Regions from separate parts of the Homo sapiens genome. Here region 1 is linked to region 2. A link is a contact called in ENCODE Hi-C or POLR2A ChIA-PET data. All regions are on one chromosome and are shown on one strand. Each heading gives the region's core, a stretch centred on a gene start or an enhancer-like site at or near the end of the contact. The rest is flanking DNA. Distances are from core to core; before and after follow the strand shown.

Region 1 (4,053 bases), core at 159-2,658, 47 kb before region 2:
GTATGTGGGTCCCTTTCCCTTTAAAGCTGGTGGTGGGCTTGAGTTCTTCTCATGCAGCACTGGGCTGGTGCTGTATTGTCGTCATCATGTCACCATCATCTCCTATGTAAACTGAAGGTCTGCTGAGTGCAGCGCATGGGTCTGCTGTCTACTGTGCTAGAAGACAAAGCCAGGACCATAAGTCAAATGAGTTTACGTGTTTTTATTGACTTTGCATTATTAAAATACACATGTAGCGAATGGATTATGCTTTTTCATTCATTCATTCATTTGACCAAAGTTTCATGAGGGCTTCCTCTGTGCAGGCACTGTGCTGGGTGCTAGGGACACAGAGACCAAGAGATACCTATCCTCTCTACTCATATTCGAATGTGACACACAGGCAGGAAACAAGGAATACAAATAAAATAAGTGCATTTTAGGATAAAATCCATGAGAACAAACAGTATGAAGATTCAGCATCAGAGTAGAGTTCCTGAGGAAGATGAGGGATTTTTTTTTTTTTTTTGAGATGGAGTCTCGCCTCGTCACCCAGGCTGGAGTGCAATGGTACAATCTCAGCTGACTGCAGCCTCCACCTCCCAGGTTCAAACGATTCTCCTGCCTCAGCCTTCTGAGTAGCTGGGATTACAGGTGCCCACCACCACGCCCAACTATTTTTTGTGTTTTTAGTAGAAACGGGGTTTCACCACATTGGCCAGGCTCGTCTCGAACTCCTAACCTCGTGATCCGCCTGCCTCGGCCTCCCAAAGTGCTGGGATTACAGGCGTGAGCCACCGCATCTGGTCGAGTTGAGGGATTTAACCTCAACCCTATGGGATGAGAAGAGTCAGGAAAGTGATGGTCCTGGGGAAGAGCTTTCTGGGCAGAGGAGCAGTGGGTGTGATGGCCCCAAGACAGGTCAGAGCTGGTTTTGTTGAGAGAACAGAAGACCTGTGTGGCCGGAGTATTGTGCCAGGGAAAAAAGAGCCCAGGAGTTTGACAGGTGGGCCGAGACCAGACCACCTAGTTCCCACAGGACAGGGAAGTGGCTTTTGGTTCCATGTGATATAAAGAAGGAAGCCATTTGGAAGATTTTGATCAGGGCCGTGAATTTGTATTTCATAAAGATCCTGTTGCCTGCTGCATGGAGAGGAGATTGGATGTGGGGCCAGCAATGGAAGGAGGGAAATCAGGAGATTTTTGCAGTATTCCAGGCCAGAGATAATGTAGTCTTTAAAAAGGATTTTTTTTTTTTAAACACAACCACAAACCGCTGTTATCACCATAAAGACTGTTTAGAGTAACAGGGAGAAAAGTTATTTTAAAATGTGTTTATTTTCCAGATAATGTCCTTGGACAAGGAATGCATGTCTGTTACTGGGGGGTCAGCTGACTTTGTAGTTGGACACCCCACCCCCGTCGGCGACTCCTGATGCAGGACTCCCCCTCCGCTTCCTGAGGTCTGAAACAAGCTTTGTTTGTTAGAAACTCCTGGCTCCTCCTGAATTATGTCGAGAGGCTTCTGGTGTCAGGGCCGCATCGCAGGAAATGCAGACACACTGGGTCTGCCGCCATCACATCTGAGGCCCAGGGCATAGACAGAGGCTTTAGAGTCACAGGGAAGCTGATGGGCAGAGGGAGGATGGAGCCTCAGGGAGAAGAGAAGTCAGTTTACTCCCAGATATGGAGGCCATGTGACACTCTGGGGACTAGCTCAGCTGCCTCTACCAGTCTTTCACCTTCCAACCCAGAGTCCATATTGCGGGTAATAAATACCCTTATAATGAAAAATGAGAGTCGGAGTTGTACTGAGATGCCAGAGGCTATGACCTTTAAATTCGAGGCACTTGGAACTTACCATGATTAAGTGACTTCAAGACCTGGAAAGTTTGCAAGATGGTTCTACGAACAGCAACAACAGTCATAACCAGACCTTATATTTATACTATGTCTTTGCCCCAAAGGCTGCAGAGCATTTGACCTGTCACTGTCTCAGTCGGCTTTTGCTAGTGTTCCCACCTACAGGTCAGGAACTCAAGAGACTTATACTGTGAATGGGGGCTGACGTTTCCTAGTTATGGGCCAGAGGTCATGTCCAGCAGACAATGCTTCTTCTCTGTTAGATGGTTAAGGCTGGCTCAGAGACCCTTTAAGTGCTGTCAGCTGGTGGATTCCCAAATAAACCTAGTAGAAAAGGCAAAGAAGAATTTACTAGACCTGTTTTGAGTTCTTTGGATGGATTGGGTGACTAGAAGTGTCCTGATCCCTGTGATTTAGAGCAGAACATTCTAGCCAGGGGCAGTGGTGGAAGATCACTGCCTGGTGGCTCACCCCGGGCTTCCTGCTTTGAGGACAGGCCAGAGGTGTCATCCAGGAGGCGGCTTAAACAGCGATGGTTATCAGACAACAGTGCAGTGTGTGCCACTGTCTCAGCCTTCTCAACATATTTGTGATCTTTGACCCATCACCACAAGGAAGAGGAGATGGGGTTACCCTGTGTAGTATGGTACTTGTTCCCCTTACTAGCTCCATCTTATGCCATCTCTCCTTGAGCCACTAAGCACTGGTCACACTGGCCTTTCTGCTCCTTGGACAAGCCGTGTTCCTCTCCCTGCCTCAGGGAGTTTGCTTATGCTGTTTCCTCTGCCTAGAACCTTTTCCCTCCCTCCCCTCTGTCCTCATTCACAAGGCCAGTCTTTGCTCATCCTCCACATCTCAACTTCTCAGCTCATGTTCTCATGTAGGCCTCCCCTGGCCCTTGGATTAGGGAAAACTCCCTCCTAACACCCTCTCATAGCACTTTGAACTTGCCTACCACTGTTTTGAGAAGAGTTGTAATTATATGGTGACATATGCACATTGTTTAAATCTGTTCTCCCTTTCCTAGACTGGAAAGTCCATTTGGGGCTGGGACTGTAGCCATTTTGCAGCTTGCCTAGCATGGAGCCTGCCACGTAGTCAGCACTAGATAAATGTTTGTAGATGGAATGAATGAATTCCTATTGTATAATTGGGGAAACTGAAGGATGAAGAGATGATGACTTGCCCTAGATCACACAGTGAGCCCATAAAGAAACCCCCAGGTGGCCAGGTGTGGTAGCTCATCTGCATGGTATGCCTGTAATCCTAGCACTTTGGGAGGCTGGGGTGGGAGGATCACTTGAGACCAGGTGTTCGAGGTCAGCCCGGGCAACATAGTGAGACCCCCATCTCTACAAAAAATAAATTAGCCAGGCATGGTGGCATGTGCCTGCAGTCCCAGCTACTTGGCAGGCTGAGGTGGGAGGATCGCTTAGGCCTGGGAGGTTGAGGCTGCATTGAGCCGTGATTGTGCCACTGCACTCCAGCCTGGGCAATAAAGTGAGTCCCTGTCTCAGAAAAAAAAAAAAACAAACAAAAACCCCTCTGGGCCCCCTGACATGGAGCCCAGTGAGCTCCATGCCCCTTCCCTCTTTTCCTACTCCCATTGTGGGGCTGGGTCCTCTGCTACAGTCTTTTATCCCTCCCTTAAGCCCAGAGGAACACATCCTACCTCCTTCCTTCCTCTAAAGGGAGTGACGTGCTTAGGCCCCTACATGGAGAGTATGCCAGATTACATCTGGAATTCTCAGCCACTGTGCTGAGAAATGAATGGGGAACCCTGAGCCGATGAACCTGACCTTGCTTTGGTCATGGCTTCACTGGATGATCTGGAGCACTCAAAACTGTTTTCAGCCTCAGCGTATTCACCTGCAAAATGGAAATTGGATTCTATGTTGCAATGTGACTGGCGGGCTGCTGGAGAGAGATAATTTAAAATTCATTATCTTTAAGCTCCATGACAAGTCGGGTACTAAATGAAAGTCTATTTTTCTTAAAAAAAAAAAAAAGAAAAAAAAGCAGTGGCTTATTATGAACAGCACATTCGTGTTAAATCTGGTCAGATGAACAGGAAGTTACTTGCTTTCATCAGACAGGGCAGGGTTCCAGAATGGCAGGGAAAGGAGAAACATTTTCATATTTCTGAGGTGGCCCTTTGGGAGCAAAAAGAAACATTACATTTACAAAAGTAAACATTTTGGCCCCACATAG
Region 2 (3,918 bases), core at 451-2,950:
TGGAAAACTTGGCTTTTCTGTCTCTTTCTTCACCTGATTATAATGCTTGAATAATAGGCCTGAAAGGGACCTCAGGACATCACCTAGCGTGTTCTCTTGCCTCTAGATCGGCAACGCAGTCAAAACCCCGGGCCTAGGGGCCCTTCCCTGTGTGCAGAGGCCTCTCCAGAGAAGCCCGCCCTCTGGCCATGGCTTTCGTTGTTAGCCACCTGCCTTTCCAGCTCTCCTGTGGCATGTGCTGCCATTCCAGCTCATCTTCTCACCTTGTCCTTGACGGTGCGGAGTGTGACAGTTTATCAGCCCCATCCATAAATGTGAGGACTCATGACAGCAGCCCTGGCCTCAGCGCCTTCCGCATCCGCTCCAGCGTAGTCCCCTTTACTTTCCCATATATTCACGGTGTCCTCAGAGCTGGTGGCAAGATGGCCTGTGGGGAGAGCGAGTTCTCTGCCGTCGAGGGCTCTGACGATTGGAGGGTCCTGTGGGGAGCGGGCCCTACTGTCTGCTTCCCCGCCAGGCTTCCAGGCCCCCTGCCCCTCCACATTTGGGATGAAGCCTTCCTTTGTCTTCCTCCTGGAGCCCTGGGGCGGGACCTGAGTTGCTATTAGTGGCCAAGGAGAACCAGCCTGAATGAAAGCCCCACACTTTTTATTCCTGGGATCTGTGGGATTTATTTTTTCATCAGTTCTAGGGAAGCAGTGAAAAAAGGTGTCAGGCCTGGGGGATAATTTATATGAGTAAACACGACCAGCGAGTGGGAGCATGAGAATTAAGGCCATTTATCCCGGCTTTGATGCTCCCTTTGCCCTCTGGTCCAGCCTTCCCCACAGTCTCTATCACGCCACTTTTAACCCTCTCCTGGCTCTGCTTCACGCTGGGCCTGCCGGAGCTCCTCGCAGGCGCCTTGTCTCCCCAGCCCGCCTCTCCCTCCTCCCGCAGCCCTCATTAAAGGCTAGGCCGAGGTAGCAGGCTGTGGCAGTGGCCTCCAGCTGAGGCTTGCTCCTGATTCTGCAGGGAAGGCACGTCGGGGTCCACCCTTACTCCCCACCCTCTCATCTCCGGCCCCCAAGCTTCCTCCTCTGGACTGGCCTAGCCAGCACGTCCCGCCTGGCCGGCCTGGGCTGCCTGTCTGCTTTCCCTCCTTTCCTCTCCCCTTTCCTTCCCTCCGTCGTCCTCTGAAGATGCGCTCTGCACAGCCAAGTGGCACGGGGCTAGCATGCTTTACACTTGAGAGATGAAGTCATAACAGGTGGCAAGAGCGGAGGCTGCCGGAGCCCAGGATTCCGGTTGCCATGGAAACATGTCAGACCTGTAGAGGGACACGGGAACTGTCAGCCTGTGGAGGGTGGCGGGGGGAACAAACGAGAGGGGCGAGGAGAGGCGCATCTCTTCCCAGAGGGCTCTGCTCACTGCCCCCGAATTCCCCAAGGGCTGTGCACCCCAACTTCCCAGGCTAGCAGGCTCCAGAAATGGAGCTGCTCAGCTGGGGCTGGGGCTGGGGCTGGGTGGTGGGTGGTGGGCACCGAGCGTGGCCGCGCATTTGTGCACACCAGGCCCTGGCAGGTGGTCAGAGCGTCTGCTCAGGATGTGAGGCCATGCTTTTGTGCACGTGCCAAGGAGGAGCCTGAACTTCTGGCCAGTTTCCTGTTCCCTAGGATGCTTGGGACGCAGCTCTGGTCTCAGCAGAACCCAGACGAGTGGCTGTTGCCGACGGCTGGTTTGTCCCTGCCAGTCATTCTTTCTGTGAGTGGCAGGCACACCACAGCGGAGATCCGACTGGGAGGGGGAGAGGCGGTGCTGCCTGGGCGGTAGTTTTATGGAAGATTTGGGGCCTTGTTTGCCATAGACATAAAACCTGATTTAACTCAAAAATCCTGTAGCGAGCACTGATACCTTTCCAGAATGCCTGCTCTCGCTTCCCTGAGCGTGGTGATGGGGCTGTGTGAAGCTTCACTTTTCATTTTTCTTGCTTTGATTTATCTGAATGCTCTTCCCTGCCTTCTGTTATTTTTCTTCTACTTTCTTCATGAACTTTGTTCCTGATTTCCATTTTTTTTCCTTTGAGCTTTTTAGAGTTATCTCCCTCAGGTAGATTTCTAAACTCTTAAGGCTCACTTTATTTTCTCAGCAACTTACTTGTATCTCTTATATGATCTCAGCCCATGAACATTAATCAACAGAAAACCACATCCATCATCGCAGATGCTGCCATAGAGATGCCAGTCGGGTCTTTGCCCTCCCCGTCATCTTATTCTATAAAGCGGGACTCAATTTCCCATAAGCAGAAGCAAAATCTCTATTTAAATCCCACTTACAAGGTCTGGGCGAGCTTCCTATTTGTAGTAAAATCTTTTTTATAATGATCTCATATACAGTACCAGGAAATTGCTCATGGCTGGGTCAGGCCATAGGCCAACCTAGCCATGATGTGAGCTTTACTTAAAAAAATTCCTTCATGAGCCTCTGGAATTCTCCAGAGAAGTGTTTTCATAGAGTAGATGACAATAAACAGGATCACCCAGGATGGATTACTGTAGTAGGGACATTAAATTTAAGTTCAAAGGGAATTTCCACTTTTATCAGGCCGGTCTCAATAATTTTTATAGCTTTGGGCTTCGTAAATATCATATTGGGCGAATCAGGTTGACTCTAAAGAGATTTATGAAATATTTTATATGCAAGGTATGGCTGCAAAGTGTTTACCTCTGGACTTCCCAGGAGGCAGAGAAGTGTGATTAGAGGCACAATCTCTGGGGACACAGACAAACTGGGGGTGAAACCTGCCTTCGAAGAGCCCAACCGAGGCTTGGAGCCAGCGCTTTAATCTCTTTGGATTTCAGTTACTGCATCTGTCAAAAAATTCCCTACTTCACAAAGTTTTTGCAAGAATCAATGAAATAACATATATAAAGCATCCAGCAAAAGATTTGCCACAGTTTTGTGGTGTGATAAATGTCTGCTTCCTTTTCTTCTCCTTTCAATACGCAGTTGAACAAAAGGGAAGCTGAGTGGATAGGCATGACCAGGTATCCTCTTCTCAAGAGACAATGAATCATTGTCTTCTATGTTCTTGTGTGTTTGGTGCAGAATGATGTCTCGCCTCCCACAGGAGGGGTACAGTATTATTCTTCCAGTGACTCAGGGCCATTGGCTACCGACTTCTGTGTACTCTGGGAGCTGGCCATGAGACCAGGTGACAGACCAATTCATGCACACATGGACCAGCTCTCCTCTGGTAGGGAAATAAACCAGGGGCAGTGAATGATATCCGGTGCTCCCAGGGCATCACTGTGCCACCCACTAACATCCCTGCCATCCCTCTCTAAAGTCACTCATCCCACAGATTGTAGGGGTTCCAACAACGGGTTAGACCTGGTCTCCAACCTGAAGGAGTAGACCTATTTAATATGGAGAGATGATAATGTGAAACGGGGAGAGGAGGCACACAGACTCAATATAAACAAGGGTCATAATGGTGATATCAACAGTACCCTCCCCAGGGCATGACTGATATGTTTTAGCTGAAGTTTGGGAGAGCTCCATGGGAGAACCCTTGCTCTGAAACTAATCCCAAGTACCAAAATGTTTAAGAAAATCAGGTGCATAAGCAATTAGTCCATTCCACACCATCTGACCACAATGGAAGGATGCTTTGAGCTCACTGTTGTAAGAAAGAGTAGAAACTGAAGCAAAAATGATTTCTCTGAAAAATAAAACAGCTGTGCATGATCACTTTCTATACTGGGCCATTGCCAGACTAAAAATGTACCTCCACACCCCAGCTGGCCTGGCATGTCACTCCTGCACATACCGGGGCCTATACATGGGATTTTAGGACCTCCCTCACCCCTTGGACAGGAACTCTGTATGGCCAACAGGATGCTGCTCAGACTCCATCTCGTCAGAAGCTTCCCTTTT

What was found. A loop is a pair of places that touch in the nucleus more often than their neighbours do. ChIA-PET counts read pairs that join two places held with the same protein, here RNA polymerase II (POLR2A). Pooled maps may share reads with other maps.
Region 1: a map of endothelial cell of hepatic sinusoid shows a loop between it and region 2 (4-fold over the local background). The contact joins two enhancer-like sites. A Hi-C loop is called at or near these places in 2 of 168 maps with a recorded cell type or tissue (astrocyte of the cerebellum and endothelial cell of hepatic sinusoid) and 1 of 50 pooled maps. POLR2A ChIA-PET finds 5 or more read pairs at or near these places in 1 of 52 experiments (BJ).

What each region holds. Positions count from the first base shown.
Region 1 is chr14:72,724,031-72,728,083 of GRCh38, reverse strand. All of the region lies in intron 4 of DPF3 (double PHD fingers 3), which reads left to right. Among named protein-coding and RNA genes, the nearest start is that of DPF3, 170 kb to the left of the region's middle. Within about 2 kb of position 1,408, at least 3 of the 41 ENCODE cell types and tissues checked have a DNase peak (open chromatin) inside an H3K27ac peak, as active enhancers do.
Region 2 is chr14:72,677,038-72,680,955 of GRCh38, reverse strand. All of the region lies in intron 7 of DPF3 (double PHD fingers 3), which reads left to right. Among named protein-coding and RNA genes, the nearest start is that of MIR7843, 160 kb to the right of the region's middle. RefSeq lists an enhancer at 689-1,536. Within about 2 kb of position 1,700, at least 4 of the 41 ENCODE cell types and tissues checked have a DNase peak (open chromatin) inside an H3K27ac peak, as active enhancers do.